Linked DNA regions of Homo sapiens: region 2 is linked to region 1. A link is a loop called in an ENCODE intact Hi-C map of the cell type or tissue named here. Cell type or tissue: dorsolateral prefrontal cortex. All regions are shown on one strand. Links, peaks and the distances in the headings refer to the core of each region. The heading gives the core; the rest is flanking DNA.

Region 1 (10,671 bases), core at 856-8,855:
AGATGAAGCCAGCTGGACTTCTGGGTTGAGTGGGGACTTGGAGAACTTTTCTATGTCTAGCTAAAGGATTGTAAATGCACCAATCAGCACTCTGTAAAATGGACCAATCAGTAGGATGTGGGTGGGGACAAATAAAGGAATAAAAGCTGGCCACCCCAGGCAGCAGCAGCAACCCATTCAGGTCCCCTTACACGCTGTGGAAGCTTTATTATTTCACACTAAGAGGGGTCAAAATACAACAGATTCTTAATACTAAAACACAACATGTTGCTATCTTTTTTCCTTGGATATGTGATTGTGAATCACTAAGGGGCCTTAACAACTCTAGAAATATGAACATATAGAAAAGTAATGCATAGTTTGAAGGACAATCCAGTACCTTTGAAAACACCAACTACATAGCTTGAGGAAGATTTAAAACAAGCTTGTCCAACCCACGACCCGCAGACCACATGTGGGCTCATGAGGGCTTTGAATGCAGCCCAACACAAATTAGTAAACTTTCTTAAAACATTATGAAAATAGTTTGCATTTTTCTTTTGCTTATCAGCTATTATTAGTGTTAGTGTATTTTATGTGTAGCCCAAGACAATTCTTCTTCTTCCAATGTGGCCCAGGGAAGCCAAAAGATTGGACACCCCTGAAAAGAATGAAGGCTGTAAGAAGACTGCCATTGATGGAAGGCAGACTATCTTACTTAGTAAGAATTGAGGATGTTTGTAAGTGAGGACTGGTAAGGCTACAGGTGACATTTATTTCTTCGTGGTGACTGTACCACCAAGTCCTAATTGAAATGTGGCCATCAGACTGCCCTGCCAAGGAGAACCTGGTAAATCATTATCAGAAAATTATTTCTTTTACTTATGAATGTCTTTAGGCACAGTTGTCTTGGGAGAAAATTAACCTACTGTAAATGGTTTTCTAGAAAACCTTAGAATGTTTCTCATTTAATAAAAAACTGAAATTCAAACATGTGTCTTTGTTACATGCATCAACTACGTGCTATGTTTCTAGAAGAAGCAGTATGGTGACACCTCCTGCACTATTATTCTCTACAGTTTAGCATTTGAGCTAATATTGGACAGTTGAACCTACAGGTTAATCATTCATAAATTTAACAGATCCTTTGTAATTTAAAGTGAAAACTTTGAGTATCTCATAAAGCATACATTACTAACATAATAATTAAACACTATTTACCTCTCTTTTAAATATATAACAATAGCTATTAAATTGCCATATGCATCATAGTCACCTGGGAGAAGTATTAAAATATGGATTGCTGAGCTCCATTGCCAATGCTTCTGATTAATTCAGTAAAAGGGGGTCCCGATAATGTTTTATTTTTAGAAACTCCCAGGTTATGCTGGTGCTACTGGTTGGGGCACAACAAACACTTTGAGAAGGAACCGCTGCTTCATGGCAAACGATTGTATTGGGAGACATTAGAAATTCTGGTTTCTAGAGACATGTTGTTATAAAAATAATGGAGAATACATTGCATTGTATATAAGAAGTGTATTTTATTATCCAAAGCTCTTTAAAATGTCACTGTTGTCAGGATGTAATAACAACATTGAGCTAATGGCTCATAAATAATTACAAACAACAACTGACAAATTCATTAGCGAAGATCCTGAAATGAAATGGTGTCATCTGAAGAGCATTTATTTTGTAAAAATATTGTTTAGAAATGGATACCTGTTAACTATATGAGATTTGAATAAGACATAGGTGCTTGAGCTATGCAAAGTGTATTTTTATTTAAACAGAAACTCCTGTCTCAAAAATAAAAATTCAATATAATTTGAACCAGAATTTGGTTCAAAATGTGGCAACTATATCATTTAGTCATATTCTAAGTGAATAGACAGTAATTCAATCAAGTATAATTGCTTAGTTGAAATATAAGGATAACAAATGAGTTACAGCTTTTGCTATTTGATATTTTCTATTCACTCAGAGCCTGTGCTCCCTAGAGTAATTTGTCAACTAAAATGTGATTTAAAGAGGTTACAAAATTTTATGAAAAAAATCATCCTATGCCTTTAAAATAGGCAACAACATTTTAATTACTTTAATAAAACAGAAATGGATAATGTGTAGATTATGAGATAATGTAAAGTCTTTAATATCATGACTGACTTCTAAATGTTCAAATTGTGTGTCATAAAAGTGGATGCTTATGGGCTGGGCGCAGTGGCTCATGCCTGCAATCCCAGCACTTTGGGAGGCCAAGACGGGCAGGTCATGGGGTCAGGAGATTGAGACCATCCTGGCCAACATGGTGAAACACTGTCTCTACTAAAAATACAAAAATTAGCCGGGCGTGGTGGTGCACGCCTGTAGTCCCAGCTACTTGGGAGGCTGAGGCAAGAGAATCGCTGGAACCCAGGAGGCAAAGATTGCAGTGAGCCAAGATTGAGCCACTGCACTCCAGCCTGGCGACAGAGTGAGATTATGTCTAAAAAAAAAAAAAAAAAAAAAAAGTGGTTGCTATGAGGATTAAAATGGTACCAAATTAAAAAAACAGAAATTTGAAAACTGAAACTAAAACTGTTGTTGTGAAATGAAGTAGAAATCACCTAACCAATTTACGAAAAGAACATGAATATAAAAAGGGTGGTATGAGATATTCTGTTTTTCAAGTGAGCACTCATAAGTGTAGATTAAATAAGTTATCAAAAAATAATTAACAACGAAAAAAACATGAAACTGGCCTTATACTCAAGAGTTTTCTTTGGTAAACATTAGTTTGTGTACACACTTCATATGTAATTAGAAATAAGAATTGATAAGAAGAGACAACATGCTTGTGGAAGTTGCAAGAATAATTATTTTCCTTTAGCCTTGACATTTCATTTCCTTCCTACTCTGAAAATTGTCAAATGAAGTTCGGCACCTGCTTGCAGCCCCTTCCGTGTCTACTAGGGATGCTGAAGTAAACTTTATTATTTGAGATTCTTGTACTGCAAAATGCATAATAGATTTTCATCATGTCTAGTGTTCTCTACCTAAGAGGAGCTTAGGAAGAGTTTGCTAGTCATAGTACCAAAAGAAAGACAAATGGACTTATATGCATCTGAAAATCGACTTTTAGATTGAGATTCCCTAATTTATTCTATATCGGATTTGCACTTTGCCGTTACTATGTTAACTATCCACTCTAAGTTTTTAATCATTTATTCTATGGATGATATGATATTATATCATATCTCATATGAGATATGATATAATATGATATGAGATATGATATATGATATAATATGATATGATATATGATATGATATATGATATAATATGATATGAGATATAATATGAGATATGATATAATATGAGATATGATATGAGATATGATAGAATATGATATGAGATATGATATAATATGGATGATATGATATAATATGTGCTTTCTCATTCCACGTCCAAACTATATCATTGATTAGAGTATCCTGAAAATCTAATTGATGTTGATTTTCTAAAAATAAATTTCTGAAATACCTGTATTTAGTTAAGTATTTTATTATTGTAGCTAATCTGAAGGCCAATGTTGTTTTCCAGATATGCCAACCCAAAAAAATATTTGGAGGCATGATGTTATACATATGGGTTTAGATACACACATAGGTATAAACACATCAGTATATTTTACAAAAGTCATTTTCTTAATGTTTTAAAAAATTTAGTTTGATTTTTAACCATAAATTTTTCATGTTGATAAATATTCTTATCTAATAGTATTTTCATATTTATTTCCCATTGTATGACGTATCATGAAAAATTGACAAGTTCTTATTACTGAATATTGAGATTGTATCAAATGTTTTACTGTTGTAAATAATACTATACTAGACATCTTTACGGCCGATTTGTTCACTCTTTCTGAATATTTCTTTGGAAATATATATTCAGTACTCATTTATCTTTTCAAAATACAAACATATTGCCTAATTGTTCTCCAGTTTGTTTATCCTGGTTTACATATATATCATTTGTATTTGAGAAGCATAACTTTCTAAAAATTTACCAATATTTCATATTAAGAATGTTTAATTTTTCATAATAAGTAAATCTGTAGAAATAGATCACATTTCCAAAAACATTGCATAAAATGTATGGTGGTAACTATTGAAAATAACAATGTCATAGGTATTCTCAGGACTTCTTTAGAACCAATATAAACACCGATTAAAAGAAAAGAGCAGGGAAGAGAAATAGCTCACTAATATCCCCGTAAAATCTTTTGTTATACTTAACTAAAAAAATAAATTATATTACATTGTGTTTTCTGCTGTTTTGAAAATACTGAAATGTTGATCCTTCTCACCAAGTAGAACATTTATAGAAGAGCAATTATTTTTGTAGGGGTGGTGAGATAGAAAGTCTGTAAATTATAACCTAAGTATCAAAATAATCCAGCTGTACAGAGTGATGTTATTTCAATCTGGGGCAATACATATTGTCTAGACCACTCTCAAGATATTAAGAAACTCAATGACATTCCTATTCTTTTAATAATAACAAACATCAACAATAACCATTGTAAATACATTTAACTCGTACATCTTTACCAGACTCCTGGAAACATGAAATAAAGCCGAAGTCTTACAGAATATCGAGGGTTAAGAAGCAAAATTTCACTGCAAATAATGCGTTTTCTTTGATTCATCACTATTTAAATCTATAAACAGAAATTGTGATCTTCAGATGCTGAATGCCATTTCAATGAAGAATAAAGGAGATACTACCACCTAGTGGTAAAATATGCTGCTGAAAACAAAGTATTTTCATATTCAAATATTTTTAGAAAAGACCAGGCTGATGTGTGATTGTGTTATGGTTAAATGAAGTGTGCAATAATTATCAAAATTATGCATCTGTTAGGTTCTTAACTGCTGTGCACTTTATTCTGTTTACTTTTACAGTTTAAGCACTTTCACACGGAAATAGACATTATTGTGATGTGACTAGGGAAAAATTAATAAACTAGTGTCTTTACAGAATGATTGAATCTAATTTTCCTGGCTAAAGTAGTCGTTAATATTCTCCATTGCTTAAGACAGTTTAAAAGAGAACATTTTACTTAAAACATGCATTTATCTTACATTTATTTTAATAAATGTATATTTAGGTTTGCTCACATAATACTAAATATGGTGAAGTTCTGTAGATTTGGAAAACCGTTAGCTTAAATTAGCAACCATAGATTAGAGACATTAAATACCTTAAAGAAACTTATCTCTTGAAAATAAAATGTCCATAGATAATTAAAATGTAGAATTTTTAAATAAGAATCAATAAGAAAATATTCTTATTTGTAAAATACTATATATTCCTTGAATAGTATATTTTCAAAGAAGTAGCATGAATTCTTGTGATTCTGCACAGGTGTATTGTACAAGAAATAGCATTTTTTTTTGCTAGACATATCCATAATGTGATCCCCATAACAGGCAAGTACAAGTGAAACATTACATAAAAGTAAAATTAAATTTTAAAATACACCTGAATGCTTTTGTTGCTTGCTTGAAGTTTGGATAGATGTTCTATAGGCAGTGTTCACTCTTCTCATGTAGCATATACTTAAGACCAGCCTTCATTTTGCTCTGCGTGTTCTCTACAATTGCATAATACATTGTGCTAGGAAAAATTTAACAAAATGATGTTTCATTATGTCAAAAACTATGGAGAGTATTTTTTTTAATCACAAAATATTTTGCCACAACACCACACCTGGGAACACAGAATGCTTTCTATCTAATGCCTCATGCTATTTAATCAGAAAAAAAGGATGCTCTTATAAGAATATATTCAATGAAATATTAATTAATTTATTCACCGACTACTTATTGAGTTCCTCCCGTGGGCCATACATTATTCCAAAAGTGTCTGCAAGTAACTCCCTGAGACAGACAGGATCTTGTTTGCATTGAAGCTCCTTCTCTTTTTCCTTCTTCCTCTTCTCCTCTTTCATATCCTAAGTGGTAGATAAGCAGATAAATTTGATTGTTTGATTTCCTTGGTTTTCTCTTCTATTTTTTCCTTGTTTTGATTTTATTAAACTGCTGTTTTTATTATTCTATCTACTCAATCTACTTTGAGATTCATTTGATTTTATTTTTCTAGATTCTTAATTTGTAAACTGAGCTCAACAATGTAAGAACTTTCTTCTTTTTCTCCCAAGTGCTTAGTGCTACAATATTTCCTGAGTGCTGTGTCCTCTACTTCCCGCAAATTTTGATATGTTGAATTTTAATTTTCTTTCAATTCAAAATACATTTTAATTTCCCATTTGATTTTTTACTTGAACTCTTGAATTGTTCAGAAGCATTATTTACTATCTAAATATTTGATGATTTTCCAGATATTGTTCTGTTATTGATTTAAATGGAATTTCTTTGTAGTTGGAGAACATACTGTGTATGACTTGAATACTTTTAAATTTACTGAGATTTGTTTTAGGTAATAAAATCTGGTCTACATTTTAAACAGTGCTTTTCTACTGTACCTAAGTGAAGTGTTTCATAAATATCAATTAGGTCAAATTGATAGTATTGTTTAAATTTTCTACATATTTAGTAACCTTTTTCATAATTTTTCTATTGAGAAAGGATGTTTAAAATCTGATTATAATTTTAGATTTTGTATTTCTCTTTACATTTTTATCATTTTCCTTGATTAATTTTAAAACTCTGTTTTAGATTGATAAGTATTAATAAATGTTATGTCATTTTTAATTGACCCTGTTATTTTCAAATGACTCTCTTTTGTCTGGCAATCTTCCTTGTTCTAAAAATGGTTTTCTCTTATATCGATAGTTATCCCAGCTTGCTTTTCCTTAGTGTTATCAGGTGATATATTTTTTATTGTTTTGTTTTAACCAATTTGTTTCATACATTAAAGTGGGAGCAAGCATATGCTAAGTCTTGCTTTTTCATCCAATCTGAAAAGTTATGCCCTTTAATTGAGATGTTCAGACCATTTGCATTATTGTGATTATTGACATGGGTATTAATTTTCTATTACTATTATAACAAATCACCACAAATTTGGCGCCTTAAAGCAACCCAAATTTATTATCTTATATTCAGAAAGTCAGAAGTCATGGGAACAACATGCTGACAGGGCTGCATTCCTTCTGGATGTTCTAGGAAAATGTTTCTTTGGCTTTTCCAACTTCTAGGGACTGCATGTACTTCTTATCTCACGACTCTGTCTTCCATTTTCAAATCCATCACTTAAATATCTTAAGAAAAGCTGGTACCATTTCTACTGAAACTATTTCAAAAAATTGCAAAGGAGGAACTCCTTCCTAACTCATTTTATGAGGCCAGTATCATCATGATACCAAAACCTGGCAGAGATACAACATAAAAAGGAAACTTCAGGATAATATCCCTGATGAACATTGATGCAAAAATCTTCAATAAAATACTAAGAAACAGAATACAGTGGCTCATCAAAAAGCTTATCCACCATGATCAAGTTGGCTTCATCCCAGGGATGCAAGATTGGGTCAACACGCACAAATCAATAAATGTGATTCATCACATAAATGGAACTAAAGATAAAAACCATATAATTATCTCAATAGATGCAGAAAACGACTTCAATAAAATTCAACATCCATTCATGTTAAAGTCTCTCAATAAACTAGGTATTGAAGGAACATAGCTAAAAATAGTAAGAGCCATACATGACAAACCTGTAGCCAATAACATACTGAATGGGCAAAAGCCAGAAGCATTCCCCTTGAACACTGGCATAAGAAAAGAATGCCCTCTCTCACCACTCCTATTCAAGATAGTATTGGAAGTTCTGGCCATGGCAATCAGGCAAAAGAAAAAAATAAAGGAAAAAAGTAGGAAAAGAGGAAGTAAAGTTATCTTTGTTTGCAGATGACATATATAGAAACCCGCATCGCCTCAGCACAAAAGCTTCTTAAGCTAATAAGCAACTTCAGCAAAGTCTCAGGATATAAAATGAATGTGCAAAAATCACTAGCATTCCTATACACCAACAACAGGCAAGCAGAAAACCAAATCATGAATGAACTCCCATTCACAATTGCTAGTAAAAGAATAAGACACCTGGAAATACAGCTAGCAAGGGAAATGAAGGACCTCTTCAAGAATTATAAACCACTTCTCAAAGAAATCAGAGAGGACACAAACAAATAGAAAAATATTCCATGCTCATGGATGAAAAGAATCAGTATTGTTAAAATGGCCCTACTGCCCTAAGCAATTTATAGATTCCATGCAATTCCCATTAAACTAACATTGACATTCGTCACAGAATTAGAAAAAAATATTTTAAAATTCATATAGAACCAAAAAAGAGTCTGAATAGCCAAGACAATCCTAGGCAAAAAGAACAAAGCTGGAGGTTATCACGCTACCCAACCTCAAACTATACTTACTACAAGGCTACAGTAATTAAAAGAGCATGGTACTGGTACAAAAACAGACACATAGACCAAAGCAACAGAATAGAAAACTCAGATATAAGACCACATACCTTCAAACATCTGATTTTTGACAAACCTGACAAAAACAAGCAATGGGGAAAGGATTCCCTATTCAATAAATGGTGTTGGGAGAACTGGCTAGCCACACGCAAAAAAAAAAAAAAAAAAAAAAAAAAATGAAACTAGACTTCTTCCTTACACCTTATACTAAAATTAACTCGAGACTGATTAAATACTTAAATGCAAAACTCCAAACTATAAAAACCCTGGAAAACAACCTAAGCAATACCATTCAGGACAAAAACACCAAAAGCAATTGGAGCAAAAGCAAAAATTGACAAATGGGATCTAATTAAAAAGAGCTTCTGCCCAGCAAAATAAACTATCATCAGAGTGAACAGACAATCTACAAAACAGGAGACAATTTTTGCAACCTATCCATCTGACAAAGGCCTAATACCTAGAGTCTGTAAGAAACTTTAACAAGTTTACAAGAAAAGTGGGCAAAGGACACGAAAAGACACGTCTCAAAAGAAGACATATATGCAACCAACCAATATATGAAAAGAAGCTCAACATCACTGATCATTAGAGAAATGCAAATCAAAACCACAATGACACAGTATCTCACACCAATCAGAATGGTGATTATTAAAAAGTCAAAAAAACTGATGCTGGCTCAGTTGTGGAGGAAAAGGAACACTTTTATGCTATTGGTGGGAGTGTAAATTTGTTCGATCATCATGGAAGACTGTGGCGATTCCTCAAAAATCTAGAGGCAGAAATTCCATTTGACCCAGGAGTCCCATTACTGAGTATATATCCAAAGGAATGTAAATCATTCTATTATAAAGATACATGCATGTGTATGTTTATTGCAGCACTATTCACAATAGCAAAGACATGGAATCAACCCAAATGCCCATAAATAATAGACTGAATAAAGAAAATGTGGTACCTATACACATGGAATACCATGCGGCCATAAAAAGGAATGAGATCATGTCCTTTGCAGGAACATGGATGGAGCTGGAAGCCGTTATCCTCAGCAAACTAATGCAGGATCAGAAAACCAGCATCACATGTTCTCACTTATAAGTGGGAGCTGAACAATGAGAACACAGAGAGAGGAACAACACACACTGGGCCCTATCACGGGGATGGAGTAGGGGCGAGGGAGAGCATTAGGAAGAATAGCTAATGAATGCTGGGCTTAATACCTAGGTGATGGGTTGATCTGTGCAGCAAACCACCAAGGCACATGTTTACCCATGTAACAAACCTGCACATCGTGCATGTGTACCCCTGAACTGAAAAGTTGAAGATTAAAAAAATGAAATCAAATGAACAAAAGTAAAGAATCTTTAAATCTCTCTCTCCCTTTCTCTGTCTCTCTCTCTCTCTCTCACACACACACACACAAACACATACCTATGCTTCTGTTGTCATGTTGCTTCTCTGACATTGAAACTTCTCTCTCTCTCTTACAAACTTGTGATTACACTGAGCTCAACTTAATAATTCAGGATAATCTCCCTCTCTTAAAATCATTAACTTAGACATATATGCAATGTTCTTATTGCCATGTAAAATAACATATTTACTGGTTATGGGAATTAGGACATCACATCTTTGTAAAGCAAATATTCTGTCTACCATTTTGCTATTTTTTTCTTTTTGTGTCTTCATTCCTTTTTTTTTCTTTCCTCTTTTTGTAACGTTCTTTGGGTTTAAATATTATTCTATTCATTTTATCTAGTTCATCACCTTTTCCAGGTTATTAGCTATAGCACTTTGCATTATTTCTGTGGTTACTCTAAGGTTTATAGTATGCAGCTTTAAGTTGTCACAATATACCTTCAAGTTTTGCATGAAGTCTCTTACAAAAGTGTATTTCCATTTCTCCCTACCAAGTTTTGTGATGTTCCTGGTACATATGTTTTAGACTCTAAAAATACCATTAGTATTTTTACTTTAAACGATCAATTAAGGATAAGAGGTAAAAGTTCTTATAGCAATCCATGTAGCTACCATTGACAGTACTCTTTATATATCCAGGTTTCTATCTGCTACCATTTTCTTCTGTTTTAAGGACTCCTTAAAATATACTATAGTGCATATCCACTGGTGATGAAGTCTTTAAGTTTTTATATATTAAGCAAAGTTTTTCACTTTCTTTTTGAAATATATGTTCACTGGGT
Region 2 (10,671 bases), core at 853-8,852, 470 kb before region 1:
ATATTTTCTAGTAAATTTCCTGATTCTTCTCTTGCGATCTCCTGACTTCTGAAAAGGCAGAATGACCTATCAGGAATACCACAGATACTAATGGGCAGGTTGCAGGTAGTCTTAAGAAAATTTCCAGGCTGGGCGTAGTGGCTCACACCTGTAATCCCAGCACTTTTGAGGTCCAGAGTTTGAGATCAGCCTGACCAACATGGTGAAACCCTGTCTCTACTGAAAATACAAAAATTAGCTGGGCATGGGGGTGCATGCCTGTAGTCCAAGCTGCTTGGGGATGGGGGGGCTGAAGCATGAGAATCACTTGAACCCAGAGGCAGAAGTTGCAGTGAGCCGAGATTGCACCACTACACTCCAGCCTGGGCGACAGAGTAAGACTCTGTCTAAAAAAAAAAAAAAAAAAATTTCCAATCCACACCCCTGCAAGAAATGGAAGATGATAAAGAGGGGAAAATGCATAATTAATTTTGCTCTCGTAAGAATCTCCTTAAAAATCTATATGAACAGGCAAAAAAGGCATTGATTGTCTGAAAAATTGGAAGGGATTTTGCAAAATGAACTGCTTGCATGCTTGAATTTTTTACACCTAAAGTATTTCTTGCTTTAAATCATTGTTAAGTCTTAGTTTCTGCTCCTAAAATAAGGAAATATTGAATATTTTAAGACAAAACATCCAATCTAAGTATATGCTGTTCATTTAAGAAAAACACAGTTTCTCTTGAGATGGCTCAGACCTGCTAGTTTTTTTTAAGCAAAATAGATAAATAGAAAGATATTCAATCCAAGTTTAGGTTTAGTGCAAACACAGATAAAACGCTTGAGTTATTCTCCAAAGCTCTAGCAATTTCTTCCCATAAAACTACATCAACATAATACATTCTGTGTTTACACAGGTAAACAGAAGCAGAGGTTTGAACAAGAATCTGGTGATTTTGATCAGCATAAACATCCAGGAACTGAATTATCTGAATAGCTGAGATCAAAATCTCCCTCTTTCTTTCACATCAGGTTTCCATTTATTTATTTAGAACATTTAGCTGATGATTAAGGACACAAGATTTGGGGAAAGAGGGGTTTGAATTTTTTAAAATTAATTTGTGTACAAAGGGAATATAAAGACTTAAACTTTGTTGGGTATTCACCAGATAAGAGCATTTAGCCCTGACTTAAGAAATGTAAATCAAATCTCCACATCACACAGGAGAAAGTTGACAATTATAAAAGAAAATAAAATAATGCAGTATTTTCACTAGGTCCACATTTTCAAGTTGTTTTAAGATAATACTATTTATTTTCATAAAACAGGAGGTTCCTTTGTCAACGAATTCAACAAAGCTGTAAGCAAAGCCAATGGAAGAATATGTCAGATACTGAGTTTATGACAGGTAAGTTGTTTGCTTTTGGAGGTGGTTGTAGATGTTGCTGTCTTAATTAGTATTGAGGGAAATGAGAAGGCTTAAGATACTTTATCCATTTAGAGGTTCAAGGTACCTAGGCCCAAATATTCCAATGAACCACATTTTTTTTTTTTTTTTGAGACAGGAGTCTTGCTCTGTTGCCCAGGCTGGAGTGCAGTGGTGCGATATCGGCCAATAAACCACATTTTTGCATTCAACTACATGAAATGTTGATTAAAGTCTTCGAGAATAAACAATAGCATCAGCAGCAACAACAACCATGAAATATTTCCTTCTCATTTCTAACAGTTATGACTACACTAGGATTTCTCTGTTTATAAATCTTTCCTTTTTGGGCTATCAAGTAGTCTAATCACTCTCAGTCTTAAGCTTTATTTGTTTTTACTCAGCCATTGGTTAATTGGTTCACTCAACAAACACAGTTGTGAGATGCCTACTAAACGTCAAGGTAATACTAAATAATGAGAATATACAGATTTATAACACAGAGACATCATTTCTACTATGGAGGGGGTTAACATTCTTTAATTATTAACCACTAGTATGGTAGTAAAAAGAAAATAAAATTCAACCGTTACTTTACAGTTACATTAGGATTTCAAGTTATTTTTGGTTAGAAATTAAAACAATCATGAGGCATTTAACTGGAACTTTTATATTTAAATTAGTATTTTCTAACCTATTTCTACTAGCGTTTTTGTTTTTTACTAATGATAAAGAGGACCATTATAAACTGGAGGGATTCAGATGTCACAACGTTATTATAAGGTTTGACTTACTGTAAAATTTCCTTACCTGGAAGGTTTAAGTCAATTACAGCCCTGCAGGGGGAGTCTTCATTATTACAAAAGGAACTTGAGAAGGGTATTTATTTGTTCTTCTGAACAAGGGCACCAATATACATATTTTGCTTACAAATGGTAGGTTTGTAATTAGGTCTCTTCTAGTATGAACTAAACTTGAACCTTCTTATTTTGCCTAAGTGTTCTCTAAATTACATGTGTACTTTGATTTTTAGTAATTTACTTCATTGTCTCTCAAGACACTACTAGTGCTTATGATTACCTTTTTTAGCAATTGATGATCCTTAATAACTGATTTTCTAAGTGGAATACTTAAAAATTCTCACAATAAATTTTTAAAGTATAAAAGCAACAACATTTCTGATATACAGGCTCTTCTTTAGCTGCAGGGTGTGTGTAAAACTCAGTAATCTTATCTTGGTATGGATTTGACTTCCTGTAGATTAACTGTACTTTAATCTGCTTATGTTCTGATTCTCATATTTTTCACTATTCCTTCTGATACAGTTAAACAAGCTTAGGGTGCAAAGCTTACAGTGCTATCCCTGAGACAGCAAATTAAGTAATTACTAATCAAAAGAAGAAGATGAAAGGAGAGATAGATAAGTCATTAGCATTGATTTTAACTAGCAATTCTAGGCCACCATAAGTCAAAGAGTGAGTTCTTGGAGAGAAAGATATGGACGCTCCATCCCAGAAACATAGCAGAAAGTGGGATTTTGGGGAAAAGGAATGAGACCCCAATCTTCTAGGTTGTTCAACCCATAACTATAGTAAGTAGAGCACCAGATAACCTAGACTCTTGCTTCCCTTATGTAAAGTTTCATACTCAAATCTAGATGCCCCATAAGGTGCAACATCAGATCTGCACCTTTGATTATAGCCTCCTTTATTCTCATACTGATTCCATTCAGATTAATATCTGCTGTATGCATATTTATATAATGACATAAATATTGACTCTAGTAAAGAAGAAAATCAGATTTTTAATTAAATGATTAATGCTAGTAATAAAATATTTGTCTTTTATTTAAAGTTGTACACAAATGTTGATAAAATAGTTAGCTTTTAAGCTTTCTCCTGTCTCCACAAGCCAAAAGCTTTAGAAGGCTGAAGAATTTAAATATCATTTTTAAAAGCTAGTATATGTTCCAGAATTTATTTATAAAAAGATTTTGTTGTTTTGTGCATCACTTCACAGAAAAATTAACGTCATTGGAGTTACTAAGTCAATGATTCTTGGTAGTATAAATGGATTTTTGTGGCAACCGATATAAATTTACATAGGAAGGACTGCAGAAAGCTCGAGGAAAAACCAACACCAGAAAAAAAAAAAAAAAAAAGCAGAAAAGCCAAAATTTCTCTCCCAGGAGAAGCCATGTGCTATTAGTAGCAATGTAGCAATGCCAAGTTTGTGAAAATTAGGGTTTTGACAAATCCAATGCTAGTGGACCTTGACTGATTTTTCTGTTTTGACAAATAGCATAAGTCATTTGAATGAAGCTAATTCTGCTGACAAAAATTATGGATTTATTTTTTCTGTCATTGTACGTTGCTCACAGGATAAAAAAAAAAAACTACTAATAAATTCATTATGTTGCATTTCTAAGCCTTGAGAATATCCTGACTTCTTTCTATTTTGTTTTTGCTTGAATATTTCAAATGTTGATTGCAAAAACGCCCCCTGCTGACCACAGCTCCCCGTTATGCATGCTGTTTGTACATGTCATTGCAGCTCTTCCCATTTAGAGGTGGACTTGCTTTCTCTATCCCCTGAATCAGAGCTGGCCTTGTGACTTGATTTGGACAATAGAATGCAGGGCAGTCATGGTGTGGCATTCTGAGCCTAGTTCTCCAGAAAGCTGGCATGCTGCCACTCTCTTGGAATGCTGCCCTTTTGCCTTGGACTGGCCAGCTGTAGGATTAGAGACTACAATGAGCAGAGCTGATGCATCTCAGCTAAGGTCATCTTAGACCAGCCAGTTCCCACTGACTCATCTCCAACATCAGCCAAATATGACCTAGATCTGCAGAGCCTTCCAAAGATCAGTCTCATGAGAAAGAATAAAATGATAATAGTTTTAAAACTCTAAGATACCGGTGTTTGGTTACAAAAAATAATTAAAAATTTGAAATGAACTGCTGACTGTCATGGTATTAAATCTCACATATTTATTTAACAAATATTTACTAAAATTCGCCAAGTGCCTAGAACTCTGCAAGGCACTCCAGAGGAAATAAAAATTATATGAAAACAAGACTTTGACCCAATTAACATAATTCTTGAGGAGAACAACACTGCATGCCCTACGCAAGTCTTGAATATTTATGTACACTTCAAATTTTCCTGATTCATGACAATTCTCTCATTTTTAATCTAGGAATACCACCAAGACTTTCTGACTTCCAAGGGGCTTTAGAAATATTCAAATCTTCAGAGGAATCACTTCATGGTAGTCAAATTCTAGAAAACAATGTATATCCTTGCGTTAGGACTAAATTAAAATAATTAATTAAGACATAAATATAACTAAAGTTCCTTTTAAAAGTCCTGCTCTTAAGTAAAATTATGTTAATATTACCCTGCACTAAAATATGAAAAAATAAAGTTATTCATAGCTTATTATATTATTTACTGTTTTAATCTTTCTGTTATGGTTGTTTGAATGTTAAATTTGATGCCTTTGTTTTATCATTGTACCAAGAATGATAGTTCTCAATATAAAGTGAAAGCTGCAAAAAAAAAAAAAAAGTAAGCCTTTTTGTTTTTTCCGACAGGAAATTACTTTCACACAGGCAGACTTACTAGATTAACCATTCATGGCTACCCACTTAAATGGAAAGAGACCCACAGTAGCAGATTGTGGATCGTTCTACAACATCTTTAGCGTAAACTTAAAGGCAAAAGGAATTAGTCTTGACAAACCCCTAAACTGGTCAAGTAGAAAAATGCCCCTGATAGAAACTTCCCTCACTATGTTGTGTTATTAGTGAAAAGAGGACAAGGGAGTAAAACAATGTTAAGAAGGAGGAAGAAAAGAGTGCATATACCATAAAGAGCAGGCAAGTGAACCACAAATGAGGCTTCTCCATTTAGCCCAGTTCCTCCTTTTTAAGCACTACTGAACAAACTAAAGAACTTCTCTAGGCCTCCATGTGCCCTATTTTATAAAATTTTTACAAGAACCCTATGCAACTAAACTTTAAAGAGTCTTAATACTCCCTATTAGAGAAATACGGAATAGGCTGGGCGCAGTGGCTCACGCCTGTAATCCCAACACTTTGGGAGGCTGAGGAGGGTGGATCACCTGAGGTCAGGAGTTTGAGACCAGCCTGGCCAACATGGTGACACCCGTCCCTACTAAAAATACAAAATTAGCCGGGTGTGATGGTGCATGCCCGTAATCCCAGCTACTCGAGAGGCTGAGGCAGGGGAATAGCTTGAACCTGGGAGGTGAAGATTGCAGTGAGCCAAGATCGTGCCTCTGCACTTCAGCCTGGGTGACAGAGTGAGACCCCATCTCAAGAAAAAAAAAAAAAAGAAAAAGAAAAGAAATACAGAATATATGACCTCTTTTGAATTAGATTATTAAATTTTTGTGCCACCTATCACCCCCAAAATGCTATGTATAACATGGTACAGTTAAACCTAATTAAGCATAAACATATTCCATGTGATTTTTTAGCGTTTTATTATATTTAAAGTTGAAAATCATGTGTACATTCTGCACACACATATTAGTATATAACCAGCCAGGCACTGGCTCTGGCTCTAAGGACTTAAGATTAATTAGACAAATGAGTTGTATTATTCTTGTATGTTTATTGGTTTATAACAATGCAACTGTCTCAGGGACTTCAAAATGGATTGAGATAGTCTGGATCACTCCAATTTACATCTTCATTATGTTATCATAGATCACGTTATGAATGTAATTAGCATAAGGGTAGAAAATTTTTTTAAAATGCTGAAGTTCTTAGTGTAATGGATGAAATAAGAAAGAAGGGAAACATGGCTAGGAGAATGAAGTATGCACACTTTTGAAATAATCTTAGGAAAAGCTTACACTTTCTTGATATTTAAAAATATTTTTAGTTCTCGCATATCATTGATTATGTGAATATATAAACACATACAGAACATTTTTGCCTCCCAATTATTTAGAATGCCATTGTTTTTGTCATTTCCTTCGTCCTTAGAGTTGTATTAAACTGTATAGCAATTTATTTCAAGGTACAAATGGTGGTAATTAAGTGGATGATAGATGAGCAGAAACTTGGGTATAATAGAATACATTAAATTTCTAGCATTTACTTCAGTGTCATTTGTCATTTCTAACAAAGAATGATTCACCACGGGATTGTGAGAAATTTTCTATACTGGGTAGATATTGGTATCTTTAGTATAGCTCAGTTTCTGGTAAAAGCAGGAATTAATATGAGGTAATCACTCAAGAAATTTCTAATCTAATTACTATATGATTTAAGGGGTAAAAGTCTCTAAATCTTGGAAATAACCTCTGGATTATATGCCCAAGAGCAAGTTGGCAGTACAGTAGATATTCCAGAATGAACCACTCTTCTATAGTTTACAAAAATTACAGTCACTCATAAGACGCCATAACAACCAGGACTCTAAAGCAGAGTGTAAAATAGTTATGAATGTAGTCAAGTATACATGCTATTTTCTAAAATTGCTTCTGTACATCATGTAATTTCCTCAGGTGAAGTCATCTAACATATTATGTGTGGTACCTAGGAAGAGAACTTTTCATGAACACCATCTGCATTCTGCCATTTTGTGGTCTTAATAAGAGCCTTCGCAATGCAGGGGGTGTGGAGAATTGACAGATTTTGTGCATATTCATGCTTTTTCACCATGTTTGCTATATTCATCAGAATATAAGCTTTCAGGTTTAAAAGATGAGCTGAAGTTCATTTTGCTGTGCAAATCAGCACATTAAGGAAGCCAAGCAGAAAAGCCTTCGAGGTAAACAGAAAACCTGAAAGGGGCTTTGCTCTCAACTATAATGGGAAATAAGATTTAAATGTTAATTTGACCTAAGAGTCAGAATCAAGAAGTACAGAAAAAAAAGTCCTGAAAATGTGTATACAGTTGCACCTTAGAGTGTGAAAAATGACAGAACTTACTTAAAAGTTAAAAAATATTCTATTAAAACTTACCATTCATGTAGGTTAAACCACTGTAACGGAAAGACTCAAAGGGTATTTATTTATTTATTTATTTATTTACTAATAGTATAGGTAGGTGTTCCTGGTTGGTAGCTAGCTCTCTTCCACATCGGGACGCAGGCTACGTTTTTAATAGTACTTTTTTGTCTTCTAGGGCCTTGCCATTGTTCATATCATAAAGCTGGTCTATCATGCCCAGTGCTTGGACAGAAGAAGAAGAGAGCAATGGAGACAGCCCACCTGCTGGGTTAAAGGCTTGAGCATTACAGCAGCACATTCAGCTCTCATTTTATTAAAAAGAATTTGGTCAAATGACCACACTGACTGCAAGAGAGGCTAGTAAAGTAGTTTTGCTGTGCATCCAGGAAGAGGAGCAGAAATGATTTTGTGCTACAGTCATCTACATGTAATACACATCAACAAACAAAAACATGTATGTTTCCAACATATATGTTTGGAGACAGAGTCTCGCTCTGTCCCCCAGGCTGGAGTGCACTGGCACAATCTCAGCTCACTGCAACCTTCCCCTCCCGAGTTCAAGTGATTCTCATGCCTCAGCCTCCCAAGTGGCTGGGACTGCAGGCACGCGCCACCACACCTGGCTAATTTTTGTATTTTTAGTAAAGATAGGGTTTCGCCATGTTGGCCAGGCTGATCTTGAACTCCTGACCTCAAAAAACAAAACAAAGCAAAACAAAACAAAACAAAACCTCAGAACTAATTGGATTAGGATCCCACCATAATAGGCTCATTTTAAATTAATCACATTAATCACTTCTTTAAACACAATTACCGTATTTCCAAATAGGGTTACAATCTGGAGTACTGGCTGTTGGGACTCGAACATATGAATTTTGGGGTGACACAAGTCAACTGAGTACATTCTGTACTCTCCCTAAAATAAAAGAAGTTTAAAAACAATTGCTGTCAGTCATTTGGCTGTGTCATCATCTAAGCTATCTAATGATAAGAGAAACAGCAGTAACTGTTAGCATACCGATTGTATAAACTTGGGGGATATTTATGAATACAACATCAGTGTGAATTACCAGTTTAAGGACTTTACAGAGAAAAAAGAGGAAGGAAATTTATGTCTTCAAGTCCGGATATTTAGATGTGTGCTTGAGTGAGTAGCAATCTTTCTGAACCTCAGATTTCTTTTATGTAAAATGAAACAAACCATATAAATCTAAGTAGAAACTAAATTGCATCATTTGTCAAAATTAAAACAAGATAAAATGTGTGAAAGCATTCTGTAATATTTTAGGTGACACATATTCATACTGGACAAATTGTGAATGATTTCTGCCTTTAAAACTCAAAAAAAAAGGCTAAATTGTGGATGTTATTATTTACTATTTAAATAGTTGAATAATTTAAACTAAGCCTTTCAACAAATAATTGCCTTATAATCAATTATCCATGCCTTCTCTTTTTATGTTTAAAGGAAAATAAAAATATCGTTATTTGCCTTTTTACTTTTATCATTTGCAGCTTCTTTGAAGAAAAATAATCTGTCAAATTTTTGGTCCTAGTATTACAGCAATTCCTTCCAAACATTTTTGGGAGTATATCTCTATCAGTAAAAAAATGATGTTAAGGCCAGGCATGGTGGTTCATGCGAGTCATCCCAACACTTTGGGAGGCTGAGATGGGTGGATCACCCAAGGTGAGGAGTTTGAGGCCAGCCTGGCCAACATGGTGAAAATACCTCTCTTACAAAAATAAAAAAAGAAAGTGAAAGAAAGAAAGAAATATCCTGGTATCGTGGTGCACACCTGTAGTCCAGCTACTTGGAAAGCTGAGGCAGGAGAATCAGTTGAGCCCGGGAGGCAGAGGTTGCAGTGAGCCCAGATTGCGCCACTGCACTCCAGCCTGGGAGACAGAGCAAGACTCCATCTCGAAAAAAAAAAAAAAAGATGTTAAGTTTGCATTATATGTGTTTATATGTGCCTATGTGTGTGCATAGAAATAAATAGAAAGAAAGATATGTGTACATAGCAGTATTATATATCTTAGTGTATACATATATATATGATAAGAAATAGAATCTTTAAACAGATGAGATGAAAAAGGAAATTTTGTTAAATCAGTTAATTTTATTTACTAGAGATAGAGAACCTTTTTTCCTCACTAATATATTGCTAATACATATTGTTTTATAAAATGAAAAGATTACTATTAATGTATGTTTATAATAATAGTGAGAATTATGTTATTCATTTTTATGCCCCCTGAGAATATTGGCTTAATATTTTAAGAGACACATTTTCAAAAGTCTGGTTCCCTTTTACTTCAGTTTTCTGTAGTTTTTAGTGGATATAAGTGTTTAAAAAGATACTTTACAAAGTTACAAAACTTATTACACACATATCAATGGTTTATTGTTCATGGTAGTGGACACAAATACATATTTCAATAATACAATAATATCAATATTTTTATCCATTTATTATCAAGCCTTATTAAGTCATCACTTAATAAGTGATGCCTAAAAAGCTCTCTCGCTAGTAAAAAGAAAACAGTTCTACTTTCTTTTTTTTTTTTTTTTTTTGACCAATACATTCCTTTTTATTCAACAGAGTTTAAGTTGGGTCTTACAGGGAATAAACATGGGTAGATTTTTTTTAACCCATCAACTCATCGTTTACATTAGGTATTTCTCCTAATGCTATCCCTCCCCCTGCCCTCCACCCCACAACAGGCCCCGGTGTGTGATGTTCCTCTCCTTGTGTCCATGTGTTCTCATTGTTTAATTCCCACCTATGAGTGAGAACATGCGGTGTTTGGTTTTCTGTTCCTGTGTTAGTTTGCTCAAAATGATGGTTTCCAGTTGCATCCATGTCCCTGCAAAGGACATGAACTCATCCTTTTTTATGGCTGCACAGTATTCCATGGTGTATATGGGCCACGTTTTCTTAATCCACTTTCTTACTAGTCACCGCTTTCACGATAGTGTTATCTGTGAGCTACAATTTCTATGGGGGACTGTTTTTTAAGACTACTGTTCATTTTAGGAATAAGATTTTAGTTAAAACTAGAAAACTCCACTTTCATAGGCAAACTGTAGTCCCTAGACTTACATTGAAAACAAATGAAAAATGCAAGCAACTCTGTGGAACCTTATGATTTTGAGAAAATCTTGAGTGTTCCCCAGGACATGTTCAATATCCTAATCAATATCTCCCTACTGCACAGGGGACCAGATCAGTTCTTATATTTTATATTCATTAGCATTATTCATTCCTTAAGTT

Evidence for each region. A loop is a pair of places that touch in the nucleus more often than their neighbours do. Peaks named below come from ENCODE experiments on the same cell type or tissue, not always from the same donor. Only the 100,000 strongest peaks of a DNase experiment are listed, where the experiment ranks them.
Region 2: it touches region 1 in a loop (6-fold over the local background); 5 of 110 quality-filtered maps call a loop at or near these places.

What each region holds. Positions count from the first base shown.
Region 1 is chr21:24,509,560-24,520,230 of GRCh38, forward strand. All of the region lies in intron 1 of LINC01684 (long intergenic non-protein coding RNA 1684), which reads left to right. Among named protein-coding and RNA genes, the nearest start is that of LINC01684, 86 kb to the left of the region's middle. In dorsolateral prefrontal cortex, for the core only: CTCF peaks have their summits at 4,739 (motif pointing left) and 4,938; no DNase peak of the experiment used is centred there; H3K4me3 peaks cover 378 bases.
Region 2 is chr21:24,041,949-24,052,619 of GRCh38, forward strand. No RefSeq gene overlaps it. Among named protein-coding and RNA genes, the nearest start is that of LINC01689, 270 kb to the right of the region's middle. In dorsolateral prefrontal cortex, for the core only: a CTCF peak has its summit at 3,914 (motif pointing left); a DNase peak (open chromatin) is centred at 4,093; H3K4me3 peaks cover 465 bases; H3K27ac peaks cover 2,400 bases.